Regions from separate parts of the Mus musculus genome. Here region 1 is linked to region 2. Evidence: chromatin loops called from intact Hi-C (ENCODE). Cell type or tissue: left cerebral cortex. All regions are shown on one strand. Links, peaks and the distances in the headings refer to the core of each region. The heading gives the core; the rest is flanking DNA.

Evidence for each region. Peaks named below come from ENCODE experiments on the same cell type or tissue, not always from the same donor. Only the 100,000 strongest peaks of a DNase experiment are listed, where the experiment ranks them.
Region 1: it touches region 2 in a loop (5-fold over the local background); 3 of 42 quality-filtered maps call a loop at or near these places.

What each region holds. Positions count from the first base shown.
Region 1 is chr2:73,771,367-73,779,770 of GRCm38, forward strand. Chn1 (chimerin 1) reads right to left here and starts at 3,980. Exons shown (of 13, transcript NM_001113246.2): 1 at 3,657-3,980. The coding sequence starts at 3,675. In left cerebral cortex, for the core only: CTCF peaks have their summits at 1,167 (motif pointing left) and 7,851 (motif pointing right); DNase peaks (open chromatin) are centred at 3,564, 4,073, 4,269 and 4,831; H3K4me3 peaks cover 2,170 bases; H3K27ac peaks cover 1,046 bases.
Region 2 is chr2:73,887,632-73,896,035 of GRCm38, forward strand. It overlaps Atf2 (activating transcription factor 2), which reads right to left and starts at 5,008. Exons shown (of 15, transcript NM_001025093.2): 1 at 4,844-5,008. Gm10822 (a long non-coding RNA gene) reads left to right here and starts at 4,777. Exons shown (of 3, transcript XR_003953852.1): 1 at 4,777-5,108; 2 at 5,280-5,406. In left cerebral cortex, for the core only: no CTCF peak of the experiment used is centred there; DNase peaks (open chromatin) are centred at 4,568, 5,214, 6,484 and 6,972; H3K4me3 peaks cover 2,793 bases; H3K27ac peaks cover 2,141 bases.

The sequences.
Region 1 (8,404 bases), core at 136-8,135, 120 kb before region 2:
ACAGCTACAGTATACTTATTTATAATAATAAATAAATCTTTTTTTAAAAATTGGAAGTGGAACCCTTAGGGTTGGAGCCAGTAGGTAAAATCCTGCCCAAAGAATGAGACCCTGACTTCAATGCCCGGCACCACATCAGACAGTCAGGAGTGGAGGCCAGCTCCTACAGTCTCAGCGAGAGAGACTGGGGAGCAGGGTTCCAAAGGCTCTCTGGCTGGCCAGTTCAGCCTACATGGCAATCCCAGAGTCCCAGTGAGAGACTGTCTCAAAACGTAAAAACTAAGATAGGGAGCTGAGGAAGGTGGGAAAGAGGGTAGAAAGCGGATGACGTGCTTGTTGGGTGAGCATAAGCACCTGAGTTTGCACCCATGGAAAGCCTCTGCAACAGCACACACCTGGAAACCCAGCACTAGGAGGAACGGAGAGTGGGTGGGTGTGTGTGTATGTGTGTGTGTGGGTGTGGGTGTGTGTGGGTGGGTGTGTGTGTGTGTGGGGGTGTGTGGGTGTGTGTGTGTGTGATATGTGTTTCTGAGAGACTGCCCCAGGCTATAAATTGGAAGGAGATTAAGGAAGAACCCTTCTGACTGCCACATGTGCATGAACAGACGATCACATACAAAACAAATACTACACACACACAGAGACACACACACACACACATAAGGTAGGGCCGAGAGATGGCTCTTTAGGTAATGCTCTTACCTCTCATTCATATTTATCCTGAATTGAGACCCTCAAAACCCATGGGGACAGTGAAAATACGCAGATGGCTAGAGCTGCTGACCAGCTTGAGCAAAGCTCCAGCCAGTGAGAGGCCCTGCTTGAACAAAAGGTAAAAGGAATCTGAGGAGCTGCACTGAGGTTTTAAATGCACAGTGGCACAAACACATAATCACAGAGGATGGATCCCAAGCAATGGCACCTGAGGCTGACCTTTGACCTTCACATAAACACATACACATGAATATGTGCAAACACATACACACACAAACACATATGCACTGCATACTCAAAAAATGGGTGTACATGGGGCTGAAAAGATGGCTCAGTGGTTAAGAGCACTGACTGCTCTTCCAGAGGTCCTGAGTCCAATTTTCAGCAACCACATGGTGGCTTACAACCATCTGTAATGGGATCTGATGCCCTCTTCTGGAGTGTCTGAAGATAGCTACAATGTACTCATATACATAAAGTAAATAAGTCTTTTTTAAAAAAACATAGGTATACATATACACACAAAAACACTAAATAAGAGCTTCTAAATTATCTAAATTAACTTCTAGTAAACACCAATACAAATATTACATACATCAAAGAAAAGTGTGAATGAAAATTTACAACACAAGTTGTAAACTGGAGTATGGTCCAAGATACTCAAGATAGGCAGCAGTGGTTATTCTGGGAAGTTAAACTCCCAGCTGGTGAGCTCTCCCCCGAGACTGGCAGAGCACATTCATCTAACTGGCTTCTCATCCCCACACCTTCACCAGGATCTCGCAGAACCTTATCACTGCTCCTCTCCATTGGTCACCAAGAATGAATACAACTGGTGTCTCAGCGTTCAAGAGGCTAAGGCAAGAGGATGGCCAAGTTCAAGGCCCTATCTCAAAAACAAAACAAAAACAAAAACAGAAAAAGAAAAGAAAAGAACAGAACAGAACAGGCTAGGGTGTAGCAGGATAGAAGCTGGGGCACTTCCTCTACCACCTCTAAGAAGACTGAAATAAGGACAAGAAGTCCTTCTCTAACTCTTAGGTACTTCTCTTTACATATGCAAAAATGTTTTTGTGAACCGAGCCAATTAGATTCAATCCCCTAGTCTTTGCCTGTAATTCAATACCTCTCAAACTTCAGTGTGCACCTAAGAGAATCTTTGAGTGTCCCTTTAAAAATCCCTTTCACCCTGGACTTGGACAAAAGCATCTACATTTAGCAGACAGATAGATGACACAGGAGACAGGAATGATCTGCAACAGGACACAGTTAAAAACAGCTGCTGCTCCATCACTACAAAAAAGTGGGTGTGGTAGCTCATCCCTGTAATCCTGGCACCTGGGCTACTGAGTAAATTCTAGGCAAACCGAGGCTACAGAGTAAGAGTCTCTCAGGCTCTCTCAGTCCCCACCCTCTCTCTCTCTTTTCCAACCCCTACTTCTGTTCTGAGGTACCAAGGTATGCTACGTTCGCATTGTAGCAAAGTGTATTTATGCAAACTGAATTCTATTTTTCACAAGCACATATCAAAACACTGAAACCAAGTCATTCCTGCTGAGGGACGGGAACAGTTTCCCACACAGGTAACAATTTCATGCCCTTCTTTTACTTATTTCCACCTAGGTAAAGGCTTACAAGCTAAAAATCTTTTAAAAAGTGTATTGTGTCCCCAGTTTAACTGCCTTGCTTATCAGGAATGTCAGTGTTCTAGAAAATACTAGATGAGTACAATTTACTTTGAAACCCTTAAAAAATGCAGAATATGTCATTAGAAACCCGGACAGATCAATTGTTCCAATACAGTCTGAAGATTTCCTCTGGAAATCTTACTGCTGTGCATTCGCTGCAACAGTTGCTAACCAGCCACAGCCATTGCTTCTAAAGAAAATATAAGCTAAGGGTACAGTCTTATAGCATTTGTAACCTTTGTACAAAAAAGTCCCCATTTCCATTAAATAATGCAGATTAAATACAAGGTAAAGTAAAGATATTATTTTCCAGAGAAAGAAGAAACAGAAGTAACTGATGCCAGCAGCTGAATTCACTTGGAGGTATTTACAACAAAAAGCATTTATGGTATGTGACAACATAACTGTGCCTGGTCAGATGACATAATTAAAACTTAACTGGAAACTGGATATGCCGAATAACTTGTGAGAAATGTGCTTGGATATTAATAATAGGTTATTCCTAATACATCATTGCACCTTCCTACTTTGAAAAACTGAATTCTTTGCAAATCTAAGTTTTGACATACTGAGTTCTCTTGAAATGATGTACCAAGGTCTGTTTTTTGTAAAAGAAAAAGAAATGTCCCTTTTCAGTGCTTTTCCCCCAACCCACTGTCATTGCAAACTGTCTTAGCCATTGAAACAATAGTGTTAAGTAACTACATCCACAAAATATCACTTCCCAAACAATACAGTTACCTTACAGTAACCAACTTTCTTCTGCCCTCTTTCCTCAGAGCACACATTTTAACCAATAACAAATTAGGTTCACATATTATTCTTGTTTCCAATGCAATGTACCAAGTCCCCCCAAAATGCCCAACAATCCAACAGGAAGCAACACACGGACGGGGCAATTCTAGAGAAGCTAGGGATGCTCTCGCATCTTATTCAAAATAATAATAACAATAATAATAATAAACTTTCCAGGATCTTTATTTACCGACTTAGGGAAAATTGGTTTGCAAACAACTAGCCAACTTCCCTCTCAAGTTGGTATGTGAGAGAGGCACGGTGTGTTCACCCCGACCCCAGGACTGGCCCGGGAGCTCACGCCCATTGCCCTGCCTGAGAGGAGACAATGGGAGCGGCGCGCGGGGCCGCGCTCCAGGAGCCCCGACAAGGCGGCCCGCCCGCCCCGCGCCCCCCCAAGCCCGCACGCGACTCCGGGGCGCGGCCCACCCGCGGCGGGGAGCCGGGGACGGCACTCACCGAACAGGGTCAGAGCCATGGTGGAGCCGCGCCGCCCAGCGCTCCTCGCTCCCGCGGCGGCCGGCAGACGGCACCTCGGCGGGGCGGCGGCCCGGGGGGCGTGGCGCGGAGGCCGCGGGGGGCCGCAGCGAGGAAAAGTTACGCGCGCGTTAGCGAGGGGCGCGCCCGGCCCGCGGCAGCCCGGCAAGCCGCCGCGCGCCCGCACCTGTCGCCGCCATGGGCCCGCGGGGCGCGCGCGGGCGGGCGGACCTGAGGCGCGACCGGCCGGGCGGAGCGACGGCGGCCGGCGCTCACCGCGCACCCCGCGACCTCGCCGACGCCATCTTGCCAGAGCGCGCCGCATTCCCGCCAGCCCCTCGGGCGGCCGAGCGCGCGTTACCATGGCAACGGGCGCGCGCACGGCCCACGGGGACGCGCCCCATCCGCCGCGCCTAGAGTGAGGCTGCGCCCCCCACCCCAAGCCCAACAGGCGCACCCCCGGGGCGACGGCAACAGCCGCCCCGGGCTAAGCGGGTGCAGCTCCTGAAATCCCGGGATTTTTCTTGAATGGGATGGGATGAGAGAGCAGAGCGGAGGATGCTCGGGCTCGCGGGCAGGCGGGGTCTCCTGAGGACCAGGGTTCGTCTGAGGATAGAGCTCCTGCCGGCGCCCTCAGGGTTAACCGGCGAGCGGTCCCTGCCTGTGAATGCTGCTAACATTCCCTTGGGTTGGTGGAGCCCCTCTTGTTTCCGATCTGTATACCCGGAATCGGGTAATTGAAATGCATCGGGAATTATCTAAAATAACTGTTAGAAGGCAGGTGCTTAAAGCCACTGTGTCTTTTTTTTTTTTTTTTTTTTTTTTTTTACGTTATACCTTGTGGATGTTGTCTAAGGGAAACATCAGCGTTCCTCGCTGCCTGGCGAGTCTCTGCCACAAAAGATTCCCCGGAGCTTTTGGGTTTTATCTGACAATCACAGGCACTGTCTCTAGCTCTGGTGTTTTCTACTCGCCTTGTCGTCGCCTTAATTAGCGAGAGGGCATCCAACGCTTGAGGGTTTGGATTTTTGTTTGTTTGTTTTTTAAAGGCTCAACTGTGATGTTTTTCACTTTATTTCTCGTTGCTACCTTTGTTCTGTATAAAAATAGTCCTTTTCCCTCCTACTTTCTCTGTCTAGGGTTTGTTAGTGTTTGGGTGTGTAATCGTGTTTGTTTAATCTTCAGTCCTCATTTTCTCCTGCGTGCACTTCTTGTTTTGCAGGCTCCTCGCGTTCCCTGGTGTCATTTTTCCTCTTTTCTCTAAATTTCAACTAGTTATTGTGTTATTTAATATATCTCAGGAATCAAATCTTTATAAAACGCTAATTACTACCTCAAACAGAGTGCAGCTAATCAATCATCATTTCACAGCACACTCAAGCATCAGAAAAGAAGAAAAGCCGGTAGAAAGGAGGAGCCAAGCCTTTTGTTTCAAGCCAGTTAACTCAAAAAAGAAAGAAATATTAAAATAATCAGCCTGAGTGAACAAACGTCTAGGCACCTGATCTTACATTAAATAGATTTTCATTAGCTACTGGTATAAAAATATTTCTTGGAATCACCAACATTTTACAACATTATTTTCAATAATCTCCTTTTGATTTTATGCACTCCTCCCTTTTTTTCTTGAGAAAAAAAAATTACAGTTCATCAAGATAAATGAAAATTCAAGAAGGCTTTGTTGGACAGATTTTACAGCCATGATAGTATCTCTGCTGATCCAATCTGCAACCAGATAAATCAGTATCTAGAGAGCCCATTGTCTCAACCAGGAGTATCTAGAAGAAATACTTCCCTTCTTCCTAGAAAAGTACACATAAGCACACCAAAAAAATTTTTTTCACATCTAAAAACAAAAACTTTTTTAAAATCTTTCATTGAAATTTGAACAGATTTAAAGAAAAAAAAGAACAATTTAAGGATCCCCACCACCACCACCACCACCACCACCACCACCACCAATGTGTGCTTATTTAGTGGCAACCAAGAGGAAAAGCTGAGTCTTCTGCAGTTCTCCCAGACAACCTCCTTCACCACCCATCCCCCAAGCCTTTAGAGCATGTTTGGTTTGAATTTAAAAAGGAAAATCTGTTTACCATTAGAAGCAAAGAAGCAAGGTGGATTCTTTGTCCTCAGCGGTTTTACATTTGTGGGTCGACTTCAAGTTCAGGAGATTACAACTTGCCCTGAGTCTTTATTCACAAGCAGCTCTCTTCGGGACTGTATGTCCATGGAGGTTAAGAACCGAAAAGTGTTTATTTTCTTAGTTCAATTTAATGAGAGTTACCAGAGCACCAAGCCTTTGGATGTGAGAGTTCAGTTTGCTGGAGTTTTCTCTGCCTGTTGAGGAGTTACTCTGAGGATCAGTAAGAGGGCACTTAGTACCCCTCTGCTGTGATTCACCCACTGTGCAGCCAAGCTCTAGTTACCAGACCAACATTTCACTTTTTACTAACAGCAACCAAACAGAGCTAAGTCCAGTAATGGACCCAGCTTAGACTTTAGAGGAGACCTTCCCATTGCCTTCCTCTTGTCTATACAATACCTTGATAAAGCCACACTCAATAGAGACAGCTGTTTTTAAGAAACTATTGGAAATAATGATTAAAGTGAGTGTTGGCATCTTCTCAGAGCATCTAGCTCTTGCAAGGGACGTTTTCCCACTGACTTCTCTAGCAAACAAAATGCTTTCCACACTCAAAGTGTTCCCTCTTATAAGTAGTATTGGTGCTTATAATGTCACCCTAGCCATTAAGAAATAGTGTGCCTCTTTGCTTGCTTAGTTGGAAATAAAGCAGTAGCCTCCTACTTCACATTCAATGTGAGGAGAGTGTTAACTACCCAGAAGTGATTATTATGGGTGGTGACTTTGGTCATTTATAAACAAGGCAAAAAACGAATTTACTTTTCAAAACACACACGCTTCGTTCAAAAATTTAATTGTGACTTAGCAGGAAAGTAGAAGAGCCAGTCTGTTTGTAGTGCGGCTACTAAATGGCTGTTCAGTTTTAAACAAGGCTTTGGCTCTCTCTGTCCTTACCTCCCTCATTCATAAAATGAGAGGATGAAACCATGGGAGTTGATCAAGTCTGACATCCTTCTTGGTTGTGTCTGCCACAGGGATCTTTAACAGTCTTTAAGTGGATTGTGGATAAACTGGAAGATGATTGAATCTTTAACATATTTAAAGCAGTGTTCATGTAAAGTTCCTAAATGCTCAATGTAACCAAGAAGTCACACTTCTTAGAGCACCAACTCTCTTCTCTCACTAGTAATGGATTACACAACAGTGCTACATTTACAACATAAAGGAATCTTTTCCAGTCTCAGCAGTATTAAAATTGAATGTATGCTGAGAAATCTATTTTAAATTTACTAAAATAGTTTCTCACTTCTATCCAAATTCTGTTGAGTAAACAGAACTTAGACAATCCTTTAAAAGCGTTTTTGCATCGTGAACTAATGGCTTACTGGAGGGTTTTAGGTTTTCTTTCTTTCTTTTTTTTTTTTTTTTTTTTTTTACTCATTTAGCTTCATTCCCGTTGGTAAACATTGATTTGTTCTTCAGTTTTGAATGAAGCAGAAATTAATGAGGCAGCGTCTGTCTCACAATAACAAGTTAAAATTATAGTGCTTTATCTTGTCAACACAGCTTTAAACACTGGAATACCAGCCATATTAGCACAGTTCCCAAAATAGTGCAGAAGCTTGTTGTTAAAGGGAAAAGGTTGCGCAGTTTGTTTCTGCTAATTTGATAGAAGCATTTTCTATACCTCAGCATAGCAATTACAAAGGTTGGAATTATTTCTTAAATGTTAACACAGCCTGACCATATGTAGCAGCTCCGTCCTGTGTTCATGTTAGCAACTGGCAGCTTTGTTTCCACTGTGTGAATTAGTTTGAGGTGAGTTTCGTTTGCTATTGGTTCCTTCTCAGGTTTTCTGAATAAACACTACATGATATTCGTGGCATTTGGTGACTTTGAAGTATCATTTTAAAAGGACAAAGCTTTATGCATGCAAAAGTAACTTAGACACACGTGCCTTGAACATAGGAATTCAGATGGAAATCTAGAACTAGAGAGAGAGTGTGCATCACAAACTATAAAATTGGCCATTACACTTAAATAATTTAAATTAGTGTTCAGAAGAATTGATTGTGTTCTATTGACCACCAGAGGGTGCCTATATTATATCCACTGGAGTAATATTGTGCCTTAGAAATGGTCTGAAATTCCATCCAAGAAAAGTATATAAGAAACCATAAGAATTGAAGCCAAGATTTTGCTACACAATGCTTACTCTCATCAAAATTATGCTAAAAGGCCATCTGGCTTCTTGTGGCGTGCCACTGAGGAGAGACTAAGGCCTTCCAAGTTAGGCAAACCAACCAGCACTTGGGCAGCTCTGTGATTGGGAAGGAGGGGAAGCAACAAGAAGGGGCATTAAATTCGAAATGAGAATAACCCGGGATAATGAGTTTCTTCTTACTCAGCAAGAAGAGGGGATCTCAGGTCCCTGGGTGATAGAACCTGGGGATTACTAAACCACCAAGGTTAGAATGGTCTAAGAGGCACAGGTGCTTCTAAAAAGTGTGATAGTTTGTATCAAAATCACCAGTGGACAGAGGATTGGGAGAAGGAACAAGAAGGGGGAGGGGAAGGTCTACTTTTAATTTTGCTTTGAATAAATGTTTTTAAAATAATGCTTATTTTCTGGTAAATAGTATAA
Region 2 (8,404 bases), core at 255-8,254:
GCCAGAATATATGAAAGAAAATTTAGTAGTAATTCCTTGAAATCTGTAATTCAGAAAGTGGTCCATAAATTAAAACTAATAAATTCAATGAGCAAAGTATACAAAATTTAAGTAGTGATATTATTAGGCTTTTGTAAACAAAACAAACTGATAAATGACAGAAAATATAATAAAATAGGTATTTGTCCAAATACATAGGTCATTGTTCATAACTATAAAATTATATGGTCAACTATATTATGATTTTGAAACTACTGAACAATATAACTTTTTTCCAGTAATAACTCGCAGTCAAGTAATCATATCATATTGAAAATCATAACCACAAGTTAACAAAATGATGGCAAAGGTAGCACACTCACACTAAAACACCAGTGTAAGTAAGCCTCCTTCTGGGAGAAAGCAAAAGTCCTGGCAACTCCACAAATACTTATATTCTCTGATAAGTATTTCCACTGAGCTTATTATATTATAGAATCAACTCAAAGGAAAAAAACGGTAGCAAATACTACAAAGTTTATACAAAAGAAAAATACAGGAATACACACACAGTGAAACATTGTCTCAAAAAAACCCAAAACCGTTCATTAATTCAACGTTAAAATCAGAAAGGGGAAAAAAAAGCAGAGCAAGCTACATGAGATTCTGTCTTCAAAATTAAAATTATTAAAAATTAGCTAGACAGGGTGGCTAATGGCTGTAATCTCAGGACTTGGAGGCTGCTGCAAGATTGCCATAGGTCTGAGGCCATGAGTTCCAGCAGCCTGGATTACAGAGTGACATCCTATTTCAAATAAATAACAAAAATTTAAATCAATTTTCTTCCATTTAGGCATTTAATACTGAGAAATTTATTAAGTGGCTTAAGTGGCTCGGTTAACTACATAATCAATCAAACATCACAAAACGAATATAATAGAAAACTATAAAGCTAGAAAAGGTAAAACTAAATGAGTAAAGATAGAAAACTGGTATGCAAAGTTCCATTAGACAAAATGAAAACATGTTAGAGAACATACTGAAAAAATCAAAAGTGGCGCATGCCTTAAATCCCAGAACTAAGGAGGCAGAGGCAGGCAGATCTCTGAGTCTGAGGCCATCTAGTCTACAGAGTGAGTTCCCAAACAACCAGGGCTACACAGAGAAACCTGTCTCAAATGAACAAAAACAACAGAGTAACAAAACAAAAGGTTAGAAAGAAAAGCTAATGGTACAGATGAATGTAAACATATACTACGAAAATTAACTCAAGTCCATTTACTATTTGCCAAGCATAATTACTGTTTTTCTAAGAACCTTCTAAAGGATCACAAGTCACTCACTACTATATTTCAAGTGTTTTTGTTTTTGTTTTTGATTTCTTGGATATTAATGTGGGGAAAGGCTGACAATTAGCAGTTAAAATATGGACCCAAGTAAATATACCTACACTCTCAAGATACAGTCATACCCCATGTTGTCCCCTGACCCCAAAGGAGCAGGATGAAGAGAAGAAATAATTATTTTAGAGGTAGTGATATGGCTCATCCAGCAAAACATTTGCCATGCAAACCTGACAACCTGAGTTCAATACCCATAATGCATGTAAGGTAGAAAGAAAAAGCTACCTCCATAAAGTTGTTCTGTCCACTAAACCCAAGTTGTAGCATGTACATGCCAATACAAGCACATTATACACATATACAATAGCAAATAAAACATACATTTAAATCCCTTTATGATTATAAAAAAGAACAAAGTAAGCATCATAGACTATCTTAAAATAAAAATATGTTTGAGGTTTGTCAATAAAAAATGAGAAGGTATATATATCACATACAAGTTTATAATTGTATATTTCATGTAATATGAAACACGTATTACAATTACCAATGGCCTTAAAGACTCATGCATTCTTCTATTTTCTATGAAATGATACCTTACTTTAACTCTTTAACTTTAAGAAACATAACAAAGAAAGTGTTTTTCTGCCATTTCCCCCCACAGACAAAAATAGTAATAGGGATCACTATATCTTCAACATTAGAGTTACATATAGGGCTAATGAGATGGTCCAGTGGGTAAAGCTCTTGCTGTTGAGCCTTATGACCAGGGTTCTATCCTCAGAACCCATGTGGTGGAAAGAGAACATTTACTCTTCAATGTTGTCCTTTAATCTCCATAAATATGCTATCATCCACACAGGCAAGAAGGCAGACAAGCAGTTAGACACATATAACTGTAAAATAAAAAAATTACATAAATAGATTTTGAGAAATGTATATCTCAATAAAAAAGAGCACACCTTTTAGTCCCAGTGGTCAGGAGGTAGAGGTAGGCAGGATCTCTGTGAGGTGGAGGCCAGCCTGGTCTACAAACAAGTTCCAGGATAGCCAACTACAGAGATAAGCCATGTCTGGAAACAACAAAATAAAAAGAGCTTTCCTAGCACGGTAGAAAAGCAAACAAAGGGCTGGAGAGATGGCTCAGCAGTTAAGAGTACCTGTTGTTCTTGCAGAGCAGCTGGGATAAGTTCCCAGCACCCACATGGTGGCTCATAATAATATGTAACTCTAGTTTTAGAGATTCAGGATTTAAGATGGTCTCTAAGGGCACTGCCCATAAATGGTACACATACATATATGCAAGCAAAACACAAAAATAAATAAATCTTAAAAACAAACATAGAACATGTTCCATTTCAGACAAGATTTCAGTCTATAGAAATAGATGTGAATATAAGATAGTCACAAAATGTTAAAACCATTGACTATATGACAGGTGGTTTTGTAGGCTACAAGTTAATACAGGGAGTACTATATGTATTAATTTCATACAGGTCAGTTGAATCATCCAATCACTTTCATTGAATTATCTAATTACTTTCATTGACTTCTAATCAAGGAGGGTTCCAATACAAATTTTTTTGTTTTGTTTTGTTTTCGAGACAGGGTTTCTCTGGGTAGCCCTGGCTGTCCTAGAACTCACTCTGTAGACCAGGCTAGCCTTGAACTCAGAAATCCGCCTGCCTCTGCCTGGGATTAAAGGCGTGCGCCACCACGCCCAGCTTCCAATACAAATTTTGCTTTAAATATAAGACTTACTTTTCTAAGGGCATTTCAATAAGAGTAACAAAAGAAAGTGATACCAGTTCACAGAAACACATATCATTTTGGAAGAGACTAAAGTCAAAAATGAGTGGAAACAGCATGTAAGGTAAAGTTATTTACTAGATCTAGCAATATAATTGATTAGGAGAGTACAGATAATAATTAAAACTCAAGTTTTCAAGTTTTCTTAAAAATAAAAAAAAACAAAAACAAACCTAGATTTCTTGACTTAATGTTAGTCATGAAATATTTAATGGATAGTATCATTTCAAAACAATATAGCTTTAAAATTTTAAAATACCCATGAAAACATCTCTAAACATCTCTCCAATTATTTATTAATGATTTTAAGACCTAGAACCTTAATTATCACTCAACTATCGATGGCCTTAAAGATCCATGTACTTAGTTTTCTTGGCTTATATAGGATATGTTTTTAGCATACTCTACAAAATATTTCTATACTTTTGAAAAAAGTTTATTGCAGGGATTCTTCAAATAGGTTTAGCAAATTTAAATACAAGACTCTTATTTCATCTAGAGTTAACTGTTTTAAAATAAGCCTTTATAAAGTCTTACCATTTGGGTGCTAGAGACCCAGGCCATTTGGCGCTAAATGAGTAGTATTCCTGGAACGGTTATTACTTGACAATGGCCAAGGGTTAAGAATTTCTTCAAACAGGACAAACTGAGCTCAGAACAGTCCGTGTTTGGTCAGATGTTAAAAACAGCATTACCTGCATCTGGTGTGAACGTGTCCCTAGTTTATAATCCCCAAGAAACTGTGACTTCCACAAGGTAAACTAGGTATTAGTCGATGGGCCTAGAGTCTATCATGAGTATCCCTTTTACTCAATTATACTGGTGGTAGTTTTACTCGACCTTCCCAGTTTAAGAGTCTCCATTAAAGAAGAGACAATTTTATAATACCTATGTGCATAAAAATAGTTCCCATCTCCTCCAAGGTCTGGTTCAATGAGTGAGCATCCCGGGGAGACATACACACATCTCTCCCTACCTCTCTTCCTTGTCCCTGGGGTAATAAAAGGCACAGATTATTTTCCTACAAAAGCTCTGCAGAACACCGGTCGAAGTAAATGGGGTGTGGGGGGGAATAGCAGAATCAACCTGCACCCACACCTCAGCCCCGCCCCACCTGGAAAGGGGGGGGTGGCGGCGGCGGGAGTGTGAGGGCGGCAGAAAGGACAGAAAAGGCCGAGACCACCAGCAGGTTCTCCATTACCATTGGCTCCATCACGTTCCACCGAGGCCAGAGACCCTTGCTTCCCAATCCTTCAACGCACCATCCCAAACCCTCGATCGCCCGAGTCCCCGGTGGGGAGCCCAGCGTGGGCCCTCTGGGCAGCGCGATCAAGGACTAGCGGCGGGGGTCTCCCCGACAGATGGGCGGATCCGAAGGGCGCCTCGGGGACCTCTCAAGTGACCACACCAGAGGAGAAGTCGGAGGGAGGGGTCGGAGAAGAGCCGTTATTCCTTCTCGCTCAGGCTTGGGAAAGCGCGCGAGGGAGGGGCCGGCCGGAGCCGCAGCGCGTTACCTAACGGTCCGGTCGCTCCGCCAGACCAGAGGCGGCAACGCGGCCACCGCCGTCCGTAGGGTTGGGGTCCACAGCAGGGGCGCAAAAGGGGTGGGAGGCGGGGGGTGGAGACTACAGGCAGCGACGTCGCCATGTTAGCACCTTCTTCCTCTGCATCCCTACAACCTCCAAGCCCGTGGCCCTTCCACCATTACTCACCTTTCCAGGTCACTAATTCATGGTCCTGCCAGCCACCCGCGAGCCCGGAGGCCGGCCGTGTTTACAAACTAGCCCCGGAGGAGAGGGCTGAATCGCACTTTAAAGGCCACGGGCTCCCACAGGCTTCCGTCCTCTCTCGCGAGATCCGACTGACAAACCTTCTCCCCGCCCCACTCCCGGCATCCCTGCCGCTTTCTTCTTGCGCCCCTCCCCTTCACGCACACGCCCCTTCCTGCTTTCCACCGAGGGAGCGCCCGCGGGTCAGGTGACTCCGTCGTGCCTCGGAAAAAGGGCGGGTCTTCAGGAGGGCGGGGGCGGGGAGGCGGGAACCAAAGAACACTCGGACGCGAGTGATTGGGCGAAAAGCACGAAAGGCGGGAAGCAGGTCCAAAGGGGCGTGGCCAAGGTGCCCAAGGACCGTTGTTTCGGTAACCAGGGAACTGCAGAAAGCTGTGATTGGCAGCCGTCGGGAGGCGGGCACGAGAAGCTGCACCGGATCTGGGGCGCGCGCGCAGGTGGCGGAGGAGCGAGCAGGAGGGCGTGGGCGGTGTGAGAGAAGAAAGGTGAGGTCGGGGAGCCTAAAGGAGCCCAGCCCTGGCGCCGGATGTCTCTGTCGTATTGGTTTCTGACTTCGCTAGGGATATGAGACTATGAAGGGAGAAGCGCTTCTGGACCACTCTCCGTGTACCGAGAAGCCAGAGCTGGAGAGAGAGCTACGCTTAAGGTTTTGGAGAGTCGGGGTTTGCCAGTCATCACCTCCGCCCCCATGTGCACACTGAAGCAAAATAAGTCAGCCCTGCGTAGAAAATAGAAACCTTTTCTTAGAGAGTTCTTTGTTCGGATTTTACTAAGCCAGAACTGGAGCCGATCTTCCCCACCACCCTATGTCAAGTATATGGTATATTACATACGAGTATGTTCAAAGGCAGTGATCAAAAGGAAATACACCGTCTTCCACCCCCATGTCACCATATTTTAAAACAAAGCAACGATCTTTTTCCTAGAGAAAAATTCTTGTAATTATGAGTGTTTCTTTTATCAAATTTCCTTTACTTAGTTAGATATAAAAATACAAATTTCAGGGACCGAAGAGATGTCTCAGCGGTTAACAGTACTGGATGCGAGCCGGGCGTGGTGGCTCACGCCTTTAATCCCAGCACTCGGAAGGCAGAGGCAGACGGATTTCTAAGTTCAAGGCCAGCCTGGTCTACAGAGTGAGTTCCAGGACATCCGCAAGTAACCCTTAAGCCGTCTATAACTCCACTTCCAGGGTACCTGACGTAGAATTAAGAAATTAATTAAAATTATTAATTTCAATAGAATCACTTCATTCATTTAAAGCTTAAGAGATCGGTATTAATTTTTTTATTTTTTTAAATTTTCGAGGCAGGGTTTCTCTGTGTAGCCCTGGCTGACCTGGAACTCACTCTGTAGACCAGGCTGGCCTCGAACTCAGAAATCCGCCTGCCTCTGCCTCCCAAGTGCTGGGATTAAAGGCATGCGCCACCACGTCCGGTTTGGTTAATGTTTTAAGGAGGACTAAAGGACGCCAATGAGAACCCAGCAGAGAAGAGGCATTCTTCCCACAATATTTTCCTTTGCTCTATAAATTGTAGTGCCAAAGAAATGCCTGTTAATGTAGGAAGTAGGTTTCAAAAAAACTAGGGGGCGGGGCGGGGGAAGGAACTGGACAGATGGTTAGGAGTGCTTGCTGATGTTGCAGAGCACCCAAGTTTAGTTTCCTATCACCACATACCTGCTCAGCTGCTCATAAAAGCGGGGTGGGGGTGGGGATCGGACAACCTCTTCCAGCCTCCGTGGGCATGTGGTGCACATTCGTTTATGCAGTCAAACACTCATACACACAAAGTAATGTCCTTAAAATTGGGGGCAAGAAGAAGGACGACTGATTAGTGTAATGACAATGAAAGAGACAGACCTTTACAGACCTTTACAATTCCATAACTGGTTCAGGTGCACTACTCCTAAACATACTTATTCCTACTGAAGATTTTGGTGCTTATTTTAGGGATGTTGGTTGTCCAATAAATATGTACAAGTTGCAAAATGTGATTAAGGCGCCTGTGAAATCTTGCACTGATTTTTAAAAAGCAAGCCTTTTTTTTTAGTATCATGCTTTTCCATTTGTTAAATGCGTATTTCTAATTTAGATTTATGAATACAATTCGTGTCTTTACATAAAATACACCCAATTTCTCCACGCCAAGTGAATCTAAAATTGTAAGTTTGTCTGGAATAGTATCTGAGAGTTAATGAGCCTGCCGTCTAATAATGATGCCTAGCATGAAAGTGAAATTGTAATGTCACTGGACCTTCTAATAGGTTGCTGGCCTGTATACATGTACGTGAGCCAACTCAATCTTCCTTTAAAACTAGCTTAATTACTTGAGAAACCTGAAAGAAACCAGATTATTAACACTGTCGGTTCTGAAGTTAGAAAGAAAGTACCATCTTGTAAACTTAGTAACAGTGCAGTAATGTCAATAGACTTGAACACTAATTATATCAGCAAGGTGTCAGCTGCTCATTACTGGTTGGAAGGCTAACAGACAAGAATATAGGCCTGCCAGATCATAAGTTGCTAGGTCCAGATGACTGTCTCTAAGATGCTGCTTTCCTCCAGCCGACAATATCTAACCCAAGGGGAAAAAAACCTAAAAATGTTAAAGCACTTCAAAAGAACTTTGTCCATTAGAATTGAGTTTTTACATTGCTTTTTCACCATGTATATTAAAACACTTTTTGTTTGTTTCTGTTTTTTACTATGTAGTCCTAACTGTCCTGGAACTTGCTCTGTAGACCTGGTGAGCCTTGAACTAACAGAGATCTGTCTGTCTCTGTCTCTGCCTCTGCTGGGTTATAGGTGTGTGTATACCACCACCAAGACCACCACCATCACCTGGGTAAAAATGGAAATTCTTGTCTCCAGATTGATTTATTTTCATCTCAAGTGACAGTAGCTTTGGCATTAGATTTTCTGCTATCAAGTTATTATCTATATCAAGATATTATCTATATCAAGTTATTATCTATATCAAAATAGTATCTATATCAAGTTATTATCTACACCTGGTACTGTTAGATCTCAAACCCAGCTCTCCTAAGCTAAATGTCTCCAGTCTAGGGGCAGGGCTGCCCTCCCCTATATAATCCAGCCAAAGCCTGTGGCAGGTAGGGACTGAGGGATACTGAAAGAGCATGGTGGCCAGGTCCACTGTAATATGTTACATAGGCACCTCAGTTAGCTCTCTGTCCTAGGTTTGATGCCTAGAAGTACTAGAGGAACATGTGATTCTAAGGAAAATATTTTCAGAATTCTTTTATATAAGCAAGGAATGTGATTTTTTTTCTTTGTTTTGAACTTTCGGTTTTAGCTAACTCTAAAGATGCCTAAAGTGAGAAAAAACAAACAAAGGAGATCTACGTGGAGAGCAGATCCAGTGCAGTGTCCTTACTTAGGCCTGGTGGCAGGCCAGAGGTACACAAAGGCACTCCTTTACCTCTGGGCTATAACAGCCCTTTTACCATAGCTTTCCTACA